2 separate regions of the Homo sapiens genome follow, and region 2 is linked to region 1. A link is a loop called in an ENCODE intact Hi-C map of the cell type or tissue named here. Cell type or tissue: heart right ventricle. All regions are shown on one strand. Each heading gives the region's core, and the rest is flanking DNA. Links, peaks and the distances in the headings are about the cores only. Region 1 holds the start of LOC124900317 (a long non-coding RNA gene). Region 2 has its middle 39 kb from the start of CCND2.

What was found. A loop is a pair of places that touch in the nucleus more often than their neighbours do. Peaks named below come from ENCODE experiments on the same cell type or tissue, not always from the same donor. Only the 100,000 strongest peaks of a DNase experiment are listed, where the experiment ranks them.
Region 2: a loop joins it to region 1, with 2.0 times the contacts of the local background. A loop is called at or near these places in 3 of 110 quality-filtered maps.

The regions. Positions count from the first base shown.
Region 1 is chr12:4,112,685-4,121,024 of GRCh38, reverse strand. LOC124900317 (a long non-coding RNA gene) reads left to right here and starts at 2,806. Exons shown (of 4, transcript XR_007063173.1): 1 at 2,806-3,137. It also overlaps the pseudogene RPL18P9. RefSeq lists enhancers at 2,518-2,647, 3,049-4,043 and a silencer at 3,128-3,177. In heart right ventricle, for the core only: a CTCF peak has its summit at 5,166; a DNase peak (open chromatin) is centred at 2,854; H3K27me3 peaks cover 499 bases.
Region 2 is chr12:4,230,680-4,239,019 of GRCh38, reverse strand. No RefSeq gene overlaps it. Among named protein-coding and RNA genes, the nearest start is that of CCND2, 39 kb to the left of the region's middle. In heart right ventricle, for the core only: no CTCF peak of the experiment used is centred there; no DNase peak of the experiment used is centred there; H3K27me3 peaks cover 174 bases.

The sequences.
Region 1 (8,340 bases), core at 173-8,172:
TGTAAGAAGAGAATGAATACCGACCCTGTAGGGCCATTATGATGATTAAACAAGATAATTTGTTTAAGTGCCTGGTATGGAGGGAATATTCCATAAAAAATAGTTCATTATGATCAGTGAGGGAAGGAAGAAGAGGATGTTTGGAGGAAGACTTCTTTTATGGAGTTTTGGAAGTATGTGCAGAGCTGTCCCCCAGGTCCCATCCCCCGTCACTGCCCTCTGGCCCTGTGACCATCAGTATCTCCATTGTCTTGACAGAGACATTCTGGAGCCTCACTTTGGTCATGGATCTCTCTAGTTTCTGGAACTGGCAGCAGCAGCTGTCTGCTGGGTGGTGGCATGGTGCAGGCTGTTGCTAGGAGGATGGCTGATATTAAGGTGGGGTGAGGAAGACAGGATGGTGGGTGGGGAGGATGGCAGCTGAACCGTTGGTTTATTTCAAGGTTCCAAGACCTCCAACCATCTCTTCCTACAAGCCCCCCAACACAGGGTGGAGGTGCGGAACCCAGACCAGATGTTTCCTCTCTTTCACTATCGATGGATGGTTTGAGGACACAGGGGAAGGGAGGGGGAAGGAAATGAAGGCAGTGAGAGAGAATCCTTATTTGGGAGCCCATCCTTCTCCACCTGGGGTCTGCAGCCTCCGTGTCCACTCCCTGAAGTTCTAGTAGGCACCCAATGGATGTTAATCACATTGCCAAAGCCAGGGTCAAGGCAAACCAAGGGCATGGATGTGGGATGGCCCATTACCTGGAGGTACCTGCTGCACAGCAGCCTCCTGGTAGCTTGGAAATTACGTCACTAGCCATAGGCACGGCCTGCCAGAGGCACCATGTGGTCCACTGAGGTGGGACCTAACTGGGTAACAGTGAATTTTTTCCCCGTGGGTCAGCCTTGACCTGGATGATCTCCCACCCACCCTTGACCTGGATGATCTCCCAACCCTCCCTTGACTGGGATGATCTCCCACCCACCCTTGACCGGGATGATCTCCCAACCCACCCTTGACCGGGATGATCTCCCAACCCACCCTTGACCGGGATGATCTCCCAACCCACCCTTGACCGGGATGATCTCCCAACCCACCCTTGACCGGGATGATCTCCCACGCACCCTTGACCGGGATGATCTCCCACCCACCCTTGACAGGGATGATCTCCCACCCAGAAATGACTTCACCTCCCTAAGTTCCTTGGTAGGGAACTTGAGGGGTGGTTAGAAACTTCCACTCAACTCACTGCATAATAACTCAGGACAGGAGAGGATAAGAACAGCTCTTTGTGTCACCGGCACCACTAGGAGAAACAGCCTAAAAGGCAGGGAGAGCAGCTTGGAGAATTCCAGCAGCTTCAAACTACACCACCAGGATCTCTGTGGGTCTCAGTTTCCATGTCTGTAAAATGGGGAGAATAATACATGCCAAGTGACCATCCTCCCTCAGCAAGAGAACTTTGTGAGTAATAATTGTCATGACAGCACTTTCCAAATGTGTAGGATCAGCGAGAAAGAGATTTCACAGAGATTTCACAGGGCATCAACAGCTCAGGGGATGTTGGCTACAGGCGGGGAAAGCACCTATATGCCCTTCTACCTGCCGCACCCACGGAGGAGGCTCAGCTGGAAGGACAGGTGCACTCCTTCCAGAATACTCTGAAATCATTGTGGGTGCCCAGTAAGCACTTCTTGGTCAGAGTCTGAGAGTAACAACTGAAAGTACTGAGGGCTCAAAATCACCTGCTCCAGTTAATCATTTTGAGGGCTTTGGTGTCATATCCTTCCCTGAGTTACGTCTTCTTTCTCAGGCACATGTCCGTGAGGCCCCTGTGTATCTGGGTAGGTCAAACTGCATTGGGTGCATACTTTTTCTTGGTCAGCATCTCGGTTTCTATTTCTAAAGTCAAAAGAAGTGCCTCGATTCCTCCCAAGACTTGACAAGCCCAGCAGGGTTGGTGGCTTCTTTGCTGTGTTGCTGAAAATGGAACAGGCTGCCCTGGAGGTGGTGAGCCCCCTGCCCCGGAGATGTTCAGTGAGATCACCTGTGACTACATGCTGTGCTAAGGACCTTGTGTGCCTCACCTTCATCACTGCAACAACCCATGAGGAGCCCATATCATGATCACCTCCATCTCACAGATAACAGGGGAGGGTACCTGCCACACAGCAGCCTTCTACTAACTTGGGAATCACGCCACTAGCCATAGGCACAACCTGCCAGAAGCACCATGTGGTCCACTGAGGTGGGAGCTAACTGGGTAACAGTGAATTTTTTCCCTGTGGGTCAGCCATGACGGCTCCCCCACCCCGCCTTTGACCGGGATGATCTCCCACCCAGAGATGACTTCACCTCCCTAAGCCAGACAGGACTGAATGGGAGAACAGCTGGGGAGGTGCATGCAGCACAACCTGGAAAGTGTGTGTGTGTGAGTGTGAGTGTGTGTGAGAGACTGTGTGTGTGTGAGAGAGAGAGAAACAGAGAGAGAGAGGGTGAAAGAGAGAGAATTGCTTTTGTATGAATCTGTCTCTTTCTTTTTCTTTCTTTTTTTCAGCAAACCACAGACCGGCTACACATTCTTGGGCAGTTTCCTGAAGATGAACTTAAGATTTTGAGAGAGAGAGAAAAAAAAGAAAAGAGTAGGGGTGGAGGAAGAAGCGAGGCAGAAAGTAATCAAGCTCACGTGCATGTGCATGCGCGTGCTCACACACACACACACACACACTCTTCACACACAACTCCTGGCAATAAGGAAGTGAGACTAGATCTTTTTCATGAATGGGCTTAACTCAGCCTTGCTGAACTTCCGCTCTCCCATTCACCAGCATTCAAATTTCACCTTCTGACCATCCAAGGCAGCTGGCTGCTGGCCCAGGAACTAAGAGCACTTTGAGATCATCCCTCTGACCACAGGCAACTGTGTGCTTGCAAGGAATCTTCTTTCCTGAGCCGGTAAATTCAAAATGACCAGGGTGTTCACAGGGTACCAGGTTTGAGGGCCACTGACCCTTGAACCCCCAACCCTACCTACTGCCCTATTCACCCAGGACCACAGCTTACACTCTGGAAAAGCCAAGAAATGACAGCAGGCAATGCACACGGAGGAAACATTTCTGCACAGCAACTGCACAGGAGGACAGCCCAGGTGAACTCTCTGGGGAACGTTCACGCCTGCCTTAAATTAGGCTGGGGGAAATGACAGTCACCATTTTGGAAAGGACACTTTATGCCTTTTCCCATGGGAGCTAGGGAGCAATGAACTGGGGCGTGTGACCTATAAGTGTGCCATTCTTTCGTATTGGGTGGGAGCTAGGCGAGGCACAGGCAGCGGTGGAAGTTTCTGTTCCCTTGAAAATCAGCCTCGAGATGCCTGGCAGGGTGTGTCCAGGCAGTGGAAGGACCGGTGAAGGGTCTTGAGCAAAAGTCACTTCATGTTGCTGTGCCCCAGCTTCCTCATTTGTCAAGAGGTGGCAATAAGACCTCCCTGGGACAACCACTGGGGTGACCCAGTGAGCTAAGGCCAAAGACCTGACTCCCCAGTGTGAATGACCCGGGCTCATCGGCAACCCAGTTAGGGAAACCCCTACCACCTAGAGCTGACAAAGCAGGTGCCACTGTTCCGAAAGGATAAGGATAGCTTTATCTCTGAACTTCCAGAAATGGTGACTGTGACAGACTAGTGGCCCAGAAGCGAGGAAAGCGATGGGAGGCAGACAGGGCTGGCCTGCCCCAAGACCAAAGGAGGAGCAGGAGAGAAGTCGGGGTAGAGACACCACGGAGGCTCAGCTTTTCTTTTCCTGATTTCTTTCCCCTCTCCTGCAAGTCCTTCTAATGGAAGCTCAAGGAGGCAACGGAGAAAGGGACATCCTTTTCCTGACTCCACCTTGTATCCTTAGAATCCTCATGCAGGCTCCCTGGTCCCCACACTTGGGCTACAGGGGGTTTCCAAGCCCTGTGTCTTACAATGTTTGGGCCCAGAGGCAGGAGCATAGACGAGATGACCTTCAGAGCACCTTCCCCGCTTGGGGCAAGGAGTCTTTCTCCAAGGCTGAATCTAGGGCAGCATGCTAGAGAACTGCATTCCACTCCTTGCAGCTGCTGAGCTACTGGGTCCAGCTCTGGGCACTGGGAATGGACTCGGAAATACCAGTGGGCTTTGTTTGGGCCGATTACTCACAGTACAGGAATGATATCCATTCCACTGGACTTTCTAGGAACTTGCCTGCAGCTGGAGCGGTCCCTGTCCCTAGGTTTCCTCTAGCACAGAGAGGCTGCTAGCAGAGGCCTGGCTGGGGAGGGAATGTGCAGCTTACAGGGGATGCCAGTGGGCCCCAGGAAGCACTGATGCAATGCTCTTTTTATTAAGTTGGGCTCTGAGCCCTTCTCCCCTGTGATAACTTCCGGGAGTAGCTGTCCCCATTTCCCTGGTCTCCTCTCCCTCTCCTGCTTCAAGAGCCAAATTCCTGCAGGACAGCAGCACCTGAGGAATCCGAATTCACACAATAGTAATGCAGGTGGACAGAGGAAATGCCTGTTGGTCTAAGGAGCTTGGGTAATAAAGGTTGCCGTCTGCCGAAGCCTCACATGCCAGGTGCGTGCCCAGCCCTGCAGGCTCTGCCTCCCTCAATCCTTCCAGCACCCTGGTTGTGCAGGTGCTGTCCTTGTGACCTTTTTACACATGAGGAAGTGGAGCCTTAGGTCAGGAAATGCTTTTAAGATCACGTAGTTAGCAAATGGCAGAGCTGGGAATTAAGTCCATTTCTGCTCAATTACAAAACACGCGAGTTTAGTCACTGGACTCCGATTTTTGTGTGTACTGTAGTAGCTCGGCTTTTATGAGAACCGGAGATTAAGCTCCCTGAGGGTAAAGGCTATGTCTTATTTTTTATTTTCTTTTATTTTCTACCCTATTTATCTCTATAAGATGCCAGGAACTCGTTTTAAAATGCACCTGCCAAAACATGCTGAGATGGTGGGCGGCGGCTGCCCATGGATGATATGGAGGCCACTGCAGCTGAAGGGACAAAAATCAACCCTGGAACTGTCCATGCTGCAGACAGACCTTTCAGTTTGCTCTCACCCTGCTTCTCCCGTGGCTGTGGTATTTTTCTCCCGTCTGCCTCCTGGTTTCTGCCCACTGGAGGCTTTTCCAGCCTCGTGACCTCTATTACTGCCCCCTCTCTGCAAATGCCTGCACCTACTCATCGCCCTGTCTTCAAGCCGCTACCGCATGACTGAGGTTCCTTTACTCTTCTTCCCTGTGCCACGTCCCTGTTCCCTAACGGCTCCTCTGGCTCGCTCTCTGTGTCTCTAAGCGCCTGGGCCACCTCACTCTCCATTCCTGCTGAGGGTGTCTGAGAGAGTCCCTGATGGGTTAGTGACAACCCAAATCTGGAGATACCTGTTGGTCCCAGTCTCACCAGCTTAGCTTTTAGGCTGCCCACATTCTGTAAGGCAGTGGTCTGCAACCTTTTTGGCACCAGAGATGGGTTTCGTGGGCGACAATTTTTCCATGAATGGGGCAGGGGAGGAAAGGGTGGTTTCAGGATGACTGAAGCACATGACATTTATTGTGCACTTTATTTCTATTATTACTACATTATAATATATTATGAAATCATTATACAACTCACCATAATGTAGAATCAGTGGAAGCCCTGAGCTTGTTTTCCTGCAACTAGACAGTCCCATGTGAGGGTGATGGGAGACAGTGAGAGATCATCAGGCATTAGGGTTTCACAAGGAGCACGCAGCCTAGATCCCTCGCAAGCGCAGTTCACAGTAGGGTTTGTGCTCCTATGAGAATCTTATGCAGTCGCCAATCTGACAGGGGGTGGAGCTCAGGTGGTGATGTGAGCAATGGGGAGTGGCTATAAATACAGATGAAGCTTCACTCACTTGCCCACCATTCATTTCCTGCGTGTGGCCAGGATCCCCCCGATAGCAGCGGCTCACCTCAGGTCCTCCAATTTAAAGAGCAGGCACTTGAAGCTCAGAAACATTAAGCAACTTGCCTGAGGTCACACATTTAGAAGGTGATAGAATCCAGATCAGAACACACATCAGTCTGGGAAGATGAAAAAAAATCTGGAGATGAACGGTGGTGATGGTTGCACAACGATGTGAATGTACTTAATGCCACTGAATCCTTTAAAATGGTGAAAACGGTAAATTTTGTCATGTATGTTTTACCATAATAAAAAGTGGCTAAAATGGCAAAAAGAAACAATGAACAAAATAACCTCATGGGATTTTAAATTGGGTTAAATGAGGTATTGTACCTAAACCCTTATCTTCATGCCTGGCACATAGGAGCTAATACGATGATTAATTATGTTAATATTACTTTTTTAGTTTCCTCATCTATAAAGTGGGGATAATAAAGATACCTCTCAGGGCTTTTTTTTTTTTTTTTTTTTTTTTTTGAGACGGAGTCTCGCTCTGTCATCAGGCTGGAGTTCAGCGGCACAATCTCGGCTCACTGCAACCTCCACCTCCCGGGTTCAAGCGATTCTCCTGCCTCCGCTTCCCAAGTAGCTGGGACTATAGGCGCGTGCCACCTCGCCCAGCTAATTTGTTGTATTTTTAGTAGAGACGGGGTTTCACCATGTTGGCCAGGATGGTCTTGATCTCTTGACTTCATGATCCGCCCGCCTCGGCCTCCCAAAGTGCTGGGATTACAGACGTGAGCCACCACGCCCGGCCTGGGCTTTTTTTCCCTTATTTCTTTTTTTTTTTTTTTTTTATGAGACGGAGTCTCGCTCTGTCACCCAGGCTGGAGTGCAGTGGCGCGATCTCGGCTCACTGCAAGCTCCGCCTCCCAGGTTCACGCCATTCTCCTGCCTCAGTCTCCCGAGTAGCTGGTTTTTCCCTTATTTCTTAGAAATTTATTGTGGCAGATTTATGCATATATAAGTTGCATTCATTGTTTAAAATGGAGACATCACCTACTTGAAGAGCATAAGTACCAAGTATACAGCTGGATGGATTTTACATATGTATTTATCAGTGTACTCACCACCCAGGCCAAGGTAGAGACATTTTCCATGCCCTGAAAACTTCCTTGTGTCCCTCCAGGTTAGGACCAGCTTCCTTCCCACTCTTAGGGGTTTTGATTGGATTAAACACAACCTCTAGCACCTTGTCTGACACAGACTTGCTTGATCAATGTTATTAATAATCAATACTATTATTAATAACACACTAATTACTGCTGTTTGACAAAGGGTAAAAACAATAGAACTGCTAATGATGACAATACTCCAAACCACAAAACTCACACAAGACCACCGGCCATAGAGCTAAGAGGTTGGCCCTTTGGCTGCCATCCACCAGCCATGCAGCTTGGGCCAAGAGGATGCCCCTCTGAGCTTCAGGGTCCTCATCCCTCAAGTGAGGCCTCAGTCTAAGTATCTAGAGTCTAAGGATCTCTGTGGCGCCTTCTAGTTCTAACATTCGACAAGTCTAGGAATTCGGCTTTGTAACCTGGCAAGGGGCTGAAAAAAGTGTGGAAACTGAGGGTTACAGCAAAGTCAAGCCCATAGACCTCTTGCACCCCAGCAGCTGGAGTGGTGTTCATGGTGCCTGGCTGCAGGGACAATACAGAAAGGCTCTTGCTACAACTTTTGAAGACTTCTAGGTCAAACCATACTAATGGGTTGACCTGTAGAGATGAAAAACCTTTCTCCACATTAGGGTTGACATGCACAGGTCATACCAGTGGCCAAGTCCACCCACTCTATTCTCAGCTGCTGGATTCTCTGGGTGGCAGAGTTTCCATCTGCTCACACAGCTGTGCTGAGAGCTGAATGGTCTGGGGTGGTCTCTGTTCACCGGCCAGCTGTTTAAGCAGCAGGCAGGGGGAGCTTCCCCTGGCTTCCTCAGGACTGCAGCTGTTCAGAGCATCATGGGAACAAAGGCTGACTTCTATGACAAGAATGTGTCAAAACCAATTTTTCTTAATGCAGGAAATTATTTCAAGTTGACTTATAAACTAGTCCAAACATGTTCTCTGCAACATAAAACACAGTAATAAAGTGCCTAAAAGAGTGTCTCACATAGAACAGGTACTCAGTAAATGTCAGTTCCTGGATGCCTCAGCCTATATTAATCTCTGTCATTCATTCATTCATTCATTCATTCATTCACTCACTCAGCAAACACTTTTCAGTGCTGTGCGTTCCAGATATTGAAGACACCATAATGAACAACACAGACAAAATCCCTGCCCTTGAATTTTATAGTCTGGTGGGTAGAGACTGACAATTGACAATTACAATTAAAAAAAAAAAGACAACAGGCATTCAGTTGATCAAATATTTACTGAGCACCTAGTAGTGCCAGACACA
Region 2 (8,340 bases), core at 169-8,168, 120 kb before region 1:
AGACAAGGGAAAATTCTGAAAACAACAAGAAAAAAGCATCTAGTCACCTATAAAGGAACCCTCATCAGACTAACAGCAGATTGCTCGGCAGAAATCTTACAGGCCAGGAGAGAATGGGATAATATATTCAGTGCTGAAAGAAAAAAAAAAAAAAAACACCTGTCTGTCAAAGATACTATACCCAGCAAAATTATCTTTTATACCTGAAGGATAATTAGTCTTTCTCAGACAAGTAAATGCTGAGGTAATTCATCACCACTAGACTGGCCCTGAAAGAAATGCTTGAGAGAGTCCTACACCTGGAAGTGAAAGAACAATAGCTACTATCATGAAAACACATGAAAATATAAAACCACTGGTCGAGCAAACATACAAATAAGGAAGAGGAAAAACTCAAATGTTACCACTATAGAATACCACCAAATCACAATGATAAACAAGAGAGAAATAAAGGAGCAAAGGATATACAAAATAATCAGAAATCAATGAAAATGACAGAAATAGTCCTCACATATCAATAATAACCTTGAAGGTAAATAGATTAAACTTTCCATTTAAAAGATATAGACTACCTGAATGGATGAAAAAAAAAAAAAACCATGACCAACTATATGCTGCCTGCAAGAAACATCTCATCTGTAAAGACACATATAGACTGCAAGTAAAGAAGTGGAAAAGATATCCCATGCAAATGGAAACCAAAAGCAAGCAGGAGTATATCAGATGAACTTAAGTAAAACAGGCTTTAAATCAAAAATAGTAAAAACAGACAAAGAAGGCCATTATATAATGATAAAGGATCAATTCAGCAAGAGGATATAACAATTCTAAACACACATGCACCCAACACTGGAGCACCCAGATATATAAAGCAAATAATATTAGATATAAAGGGAGAGATAGACTTTAATACATTAATAGTTGTAGATTTCAACACCCCACTCTCAGCATTGGACAGATCATCTAGACAGAAAATTTAAAAAACATTTTATTCAAACTTCATATTACACCAAATACGCATAACAGACATTTACAGAACATGTCATCAAACAGCTGCAGAGTACTCATTCTTCTCATCAGCACACAGAACAGTTTTCAGTATAGATCATATGTTAGGACACAAAACAATTCTCAAACAATTTTTAAAAATTAGAATCATATCAAGTATTTTCTCAGACCACAACAGAAGAAAACCAGAAATCAATATCAAGAGGAACTTTGGAAATTGTACAAATATGTGGAAATTAAGCAACAAGTTTCAGAATGACCATTGGCTCAAGGAAGAAATTAAGCAGGAAATAAAAAACAGCAGATTTCTCAGCAGAAACCTTACAGACCAGGAGAGAATGGAATAATACATTCAGTGCTGAAAGAAGAAAAAACCTGTCTGTCAAAGATACTATACCCAGCAAAATTATATTTTATACCTTGAAACAAATGAAAATCAAAATACAATATACCAAAACCTTTGAGATACAGCTAAAGCAGTGCTAAGAGGGAATCTTATAGCAATAAATACCTACGTCAAAAAAGTAGAAACATTTCAAGTAAACAATATAACAATCACCTCAAGGAACTAGAAAAGCAAGAATAAACCAAACCCCAAATTAGTAGTTGGAAAGAGAGACTAAAGATCAGAGTAGAACTAAATGAAATAGAAACTAAAAACAAAAAACAAGCAAACAAACAAACAAAAAAGGATAAACAAATGAAAAGTTAGTTTTTGGAGATGATAAACCAAATATATAAACCACTTTCTAGTCTAACAGAAGAAAGAAAGAAGACCCAAGAAAGAAGACCCAAATAAGCAAAATCAGAAATGAAAAATAATTTACAACTGATATCACAGAAATACAAAAGATCATCAGGACTACTAACTATATGCTAACAAACTGGAAAACCTAGAGGAAATGGATACATTCCAGAACACATGCAACCTATGGAGATTGAATCAGGAAGATAGAGAAAACCTGAATAGATCAATAACAAAATCATGAGATTTAATAAACAACAAAACATCTCCCCAAAAAAGGAAAGTCCAGAACAGGATCACGTCACCGCCAAATTTAGCCAAACATTCAAAGAAGAGCCAACACTAATTCTCCTCAAACTATTCAAAAAAATTGAAGCAAGGCCAGGCACAGTGGCTCACGCCTGTAATCCCAGCACTTAGGGAGGCCAAGGTGGGCAGATCACTTGAGGTCAAGAGTTTGAGACCAGCCTGGCCAACATGGTGAAACCCTGTATCTACTAAAAATACAAAAATTTACCAGGCATGGTGGCAGGTGCCTGTAATTCCAGCTACTCCAGAGGCTGAGGCAGGAGAATCACTTGAACCTGGGAGGCAGGGGTTGTGCCATTGCACTCTTGCCTTGGCAACAGAATGAGATTCCGTCTCAAAAAAAGAAAAAAAGAAGAAGAAAAGAAAAAAGTGAAGCAAAAGAAATTCTTCCTAAATCATTCTCTAAGGACAGCATTACCCTGATCCCAAAACTAGGCAAGGACCCAACCCAAAAAAGAAAACTACAGGCCAATATCCCTGATGAATACAGATGCAAAAATTCTTAACAAAATGATAGCAAACCAAATCCAACAGCACATCCAAAAAAAAAAAAAAAAAAACACACCATGATCAAGTGGTATTTATCCCAGTGATGCAAGGATGCTCAACATGCACAAATAAATGTGATACATCACATAAACAGAATGAAAAATAAAAACCATATGATGATATCAATAGATGCAGAAAAGGCATTTGATAAAATTCAGCAGTACTTCATGATTAAAAACTCTTCAACAAACTATGTATAGAAGGGACATACCTCAACATAATAAAGGCCATGTGTGACAAACCCACAACTAACATCATACTGAATGGGGAAAAGCTGAAAGCCTTTCCTCTAAGAACTGAAAAAAGATAAAGATGCCCACTTTCAACACTCCTATTCAACATAGTACTGGCAGTCCTAGCCAGAGCAATTAGGCAAGAGAAAGAAATAAAAGGCATCTAAATTGAAAAAGAAGTCAAATTGTCCCTCTTTTATGATGGCTCTATCTTATATATAAAAAATCTAAAGATTCTACCAAAAAACTCTTAGATCTGATAAATTCAGTAAAGTTTCAGGAAACAAAATTAACATACAAAAATCAGTAGCATTTCTATAAACCAATAATTAAGAAAGAAATCAAGAAGGCAATTTCATTTACAACAGTTATTAAGATATCTAGGAATAAATTTAACTAAGGATGTAAAAGAGCTCTACAAGGAAAACTACAAAGCACTGATGAAAGAAATTGAAGAGGACACAAATTGAAAAGACATCCCATGCTCATGGATGGGCTCAATAAATAGTATTGAGAAAATTGGACATGCACATGCAGAAAAGTGAAATTGAGCCCTTATCTCACCATATACAAAAATCAATTCAAGATGGATTAAAGACTTAAGCATAAGACTTGAAACTATAAAAATACTGGAAGAAAACATAGGGAAAACACTTTAGAATATTGGTCTAGGCAAATATTTTATGGCTGAGACCTCAAAAGCATAGGCAACAAAACCAAAAATAGACAGATGGGACTATATTAAACCAGAAAACTTCTTCACACCAAAGGAAACAATCAGCAGAGTAAAGAGAAAACCTGCAGAATGGGAGAAATCTATTTATCCAATAATGGACTAGCATTCAGAATATACAAGGAACTCAAACAATTCAACAGTAAACAAACAAACATATAATCCCATTAAAAATTTGGCAAAGGACATACAAAGACGTTTCTCAAAAGAAGACAAACGGTCAATAGTTATATAAACAATACTTAACATCGCTAATCATCAGAAAAATGCAAATCAATACCACAGTGAGGTATCATCTTAACCCAGTTAGAATGGCTGTGATTAAAAAGACAAAAAATAACAGATGCAGGTGAGGATGTGGAGAAAAGGGAACTCTTAAACACTTTGGTGGGAATGTAAATTAGTACAGCCATTATGGAGAACAGTGTGGAGATTATTCACAAAACTAAATACAGAACTACCATACAATCCAGCAATCCCACTTCTAGACATTTATCCAAAGGAAAGGAAATCAATATATTAAAGGGATACCCGCACTCACATGTTTTTTGCAGCACTATTCACAATAGCAATTACATGGAATCAACCTAAGTGTCCACCAAGGGACGGACACTTGGAATAGATAAAGGAAATGTGGTATAAATACACAACGGAATACTATTTGGTCATAAAAAAAGAATGAAATCATGTCATTTCCAAAAACATGGATGCAACTGGAGGTCGTTGTGTTTAGTGAAGTAAGCCAGACATAGAAAGACAAGTTTAGTGTGTTCTCACTCATAAGTGGGAGAGCTAAAATAGTTAATCTCATGGAAGTAGAAAGTAGAATGATGTTTACCAGGGGCTGGGAAGGGTGTGTGGATGGCAAGAGTTGGGGAAAGAAGAGAGGTTGGTGAATGGGTACAAACTTAACAGTTAGATAAAAGGAATAAGTTTTAATGTTTGACAACAGAGTAGGGTCACCATAGTTAGCAACAATGTATTGTCTATTTCGAAGTAGCTAGAAGAGAGAATTTAAATGTTCCCAACATATAGAAATGAAAAATACTCAAGGTGATGTATACCACAAATATCCTAACTTGATCATTACACATTCTCTGCATGCAACAGAATATCACATGTACCCTATAAATATGTAAAATATTAGATATCAATTTAAAAACCCTACAATATATTATTTCCCCCCTTTTCCAGATGAGGAAATTTAGAGGAAGGGAGCAGTGGCAGCTGTAGAATGTTAACCTATGACAGGGATTTATGGATTATAATTTGGTTGCAGGGATACCAGGAAGTTTTGTCCCGAAGCTGATTTTTGCTCTGTGTTGATTTTACTCTACACATTGCATGTTTGGGGGTGGCTATGGCAGTCATGGGGACTAAAACCCTCCTTTGCCAAGCAAAGGTACCACTTCTACAGGGAAGTTAAGTCAATTGCCAAAGATTGCATAGCTAGAAACTAGCAGAGTCAGAACTTAAACCCTGAGATAGTTGTCAGTAGGAGGTTAGTTAGAAGTCATTAGGTATTTTTGCCAAGACGCTAATAAGTCATTAACATGGAGTTTACAAGAAGAAGCCCAAAGGTCCCAGTTTTTTCCAGCTTCTAGATTAACAGGAGAAATAAGTCGTTAAAGTGTACATTATGACACATACAAAAAAGACAAACTCAGCAGGTGCAAAAAATAGCAATTGGGCAGAAATCTATGGGGAGTTGCAGAGCCATTGGTGAGGGGCACTGGGTAGGTGGGTTTCCAGGTGGTATAAGAGTATACGACTCAAAGTTTTGATGAGAGGAAATGTGCCGTCATATTTCAGCTGCAGCCGACCTAGTCTACCCACCATGTGGGTCCCAGTTTCCTCATCTACTTAAGGAAGGGTTAAGATTCAATAGTCTTCCAGCGTTGGTACTTTATGACTGGTTTTGTTTTCAAATCAGAGAAAATATGGAACACATACAGCTCTTAGACTCTCCTCTATTCCTGCAACTTTTAAAAAACTTTCCAGAGAATGGCTTCCTGGACACTGCCACGTAGAATGTCTATTCTGAGACTTGTCTCAGCCAATTCTCATCAGGAACCAGCTTCCCCTATCCCCGACCAGGGAATGCATGGATTTTAATATTCATTAGTGTCAGGAAAGTCAGCTTCAGGAAAAGAAAAGAAAATCATAACGTTCTCCAACTCCATCCAGGATTGGTTTGGGGTTCTTCATGATTTTATACTATCCTGGCCAATTCTTCCTTATGATAGTGTGCATGATCCAATACTTTCTTCTGAGACTGTGCGGGATCTGACATCTAATGGAGAAAAAGCTAGTCATGTTTTTGAGACGAGCCTTTTTGAGGGAAGCATGAACAGCTCTTCCCAGGCTGTTCTATTTTTCCTGCCCAGTCTGAAGTCAAACACTGTGGGGAAATCCGGCTGCTTCCTAGAAGCCAATCCATTCCACCCGCTTTGGAGAGGAAGAGAAAGATGGATTTAATGATTCTGGTTCTAAGCCCAAGGGTCATGGTTGTGTCATAGCAGAGGTTACCAGTACCCAGAGTCTAGGGGCCTAGTAGGGCCTGGGAAAGCCATAGCGCTGCCAAGCGCCTTCCATCCAATGATCCCAGCAGCATTTAGAGGGAAAAGGCACAAAGGGAATGCGGGGAGGGAGGCATGGAGGATTTTAGGAGAAGGCCACTGACGGGAACTAGTTCTGTTAAAGCTCTGGGCTCAGTGACTTTCTGGGGGCCACTGGGTTTCTTTAGGGCCTATGATTTCAAACAGCATACCCTCGATTCTGCTACGACCCACTCATATATCTTCTCAGGGAGCATATCTGGAGATCCTTCCAGGAGGGAAGAGGTAGCAAGTGGAGGGAGCATGGGCATGCACAGCTTCCACATAGCAGGGAAAACCCAGCAATGGGATATGGGGAGAAGGAGAGAGATAGAAGAGGGGCTGGGGCCCTTCACAGGGACTTGCTTCCTCTCCTCTTCAGGATCCATTGAACCTCCTGTGAATTCATAACTCAGCTCTCCTGCCCACTTGGGTATCTGGGTGATTTTCCCAGGGACTGGGCCAGCCAGTTTCTCCCAGCCTGGGCCCTAAACAGCCTCCTCCTCCCATGTCTAGATGCTTCTGCTGACAGACAGACTAATTCAAATGACCCCTGCTCAATCTCATGATTCCCAAGCAAGATCCTCACCTCCTTGCACAGTAATGGTCTCACCAAGCTTAAGGGAAGGATGGTCCATTTGTGATGTTCTCACGCATAGTGTGAACTAATGAGAAAGTGCTGCTCTTTCAACACAGAGAAAATGCTACTGACCACTCGCCCTTGCCCTCACCCTTCCTCAGTGTAGACTGTGCCAGGGCCATCCTGGGTGAGGGAGGCAGAAAACAAGGAGGCCACATCCATGGCCCTCAAAGCTCACTGTCTCTTGCTGGACACAGGTGTATATAAAACTAACTGTATTACTGGGGAGTAAATGCGGCTATGGAAATGCAGAGGATGGAGAGATTCTCATCACCACCCAGCATGTAGGAGTCAGGAAAGCTTAAAGGAGATGGAATTTTACTCTGAATTTAGGATTTTCATAGGGAGAGATGGATGGATGGCACTCCCAGGCATGGGGAGATTAGAGCAGAGGCGAGGGAAATGCTGTGTCTAAAAAATGGCCAGTGTTAAATTTGACTGAGCCATGGATGTTTGAGGGGGAAGTAGGTGATCAGAGTAAGGATTTAAGTGAGAGTGTAAAAGATGTTGCTGGAGATACAGGAGGCTCCAGCCGGATTATGGAGGACTTTAATTCTACCCTAAAGATTTTGTAGTTCATCCTCCAGGTGGACGGTTCCCTTGTACTCCACACCCATATTCCTTACTATTAATATCTTTTTTTTTTTGAGACAGAGTCTCACTCTGTTGCCCAGGCTGAAGTGCAACGACACGACCTCAGCTCACTGCAACCTCTGCCTCTCGGGTTCAAGTGATTCTCCTGCCTCAGCCTCCCGAGTAACTGAGACCACAGGCGCGTGCCACCATGCCTGGCTAATTTTTTTGTATTTTTGGTAGAGATGGGGTTTCACTGTGTTAGCCAGGATGGTCTCGATCTCCTGACCTCGTGATCCGCCTGCCTCGGCCTCCCAAAGTCCTGGGATTACAGGCGTGAGCCACCATGCCCGGCCTCTTACTATTAATATCTTACACTACTGTGGTACATTTGTCAAAATTAATGAACCAATACTGATACATTATTATTAACTAAGCCCCTGCTTTATGGTGGTATTCTTAAAATCAGTAGACGTTTACCTTGTTCTTCTTAACCCCCTGTGTCTTGTGCACCCCTGTGGTATATGTACCCATGGGGAGACCATTGCCCTCTACGGATCCATGGAAAGTTATGGATTTGAGCAACGCCATCTGTACTCATTTGTACCTTCCCATTTACAAGAGGACTGCCTGGGGCCAGAGCCCAGCCTGACAGATGCTAACCAGCCCAGATGAGCAACAACCCTGCGGACGCAACTGCCTTGGTTAGCACATACCTTGAACAGCCCGGGTGAGGCACCAGAGGAGGAGGCTGATGTGGATATTCTCGGGGAGGAGGAGCAAGATGGCTGGCAGAACCAGACAGTAGCTGGAACTTCTGCTAAGTGAGACTGAGGTCCCAGAAGCAATTCGGTGTAGTGAACAGGATGCCGAGACCCCAGGCTCAGGATACCCGGGCTCCCACTGATTCTGCCATGAGTGAGGTAAGTGGTGGTTGGAAAGACAATTCATTC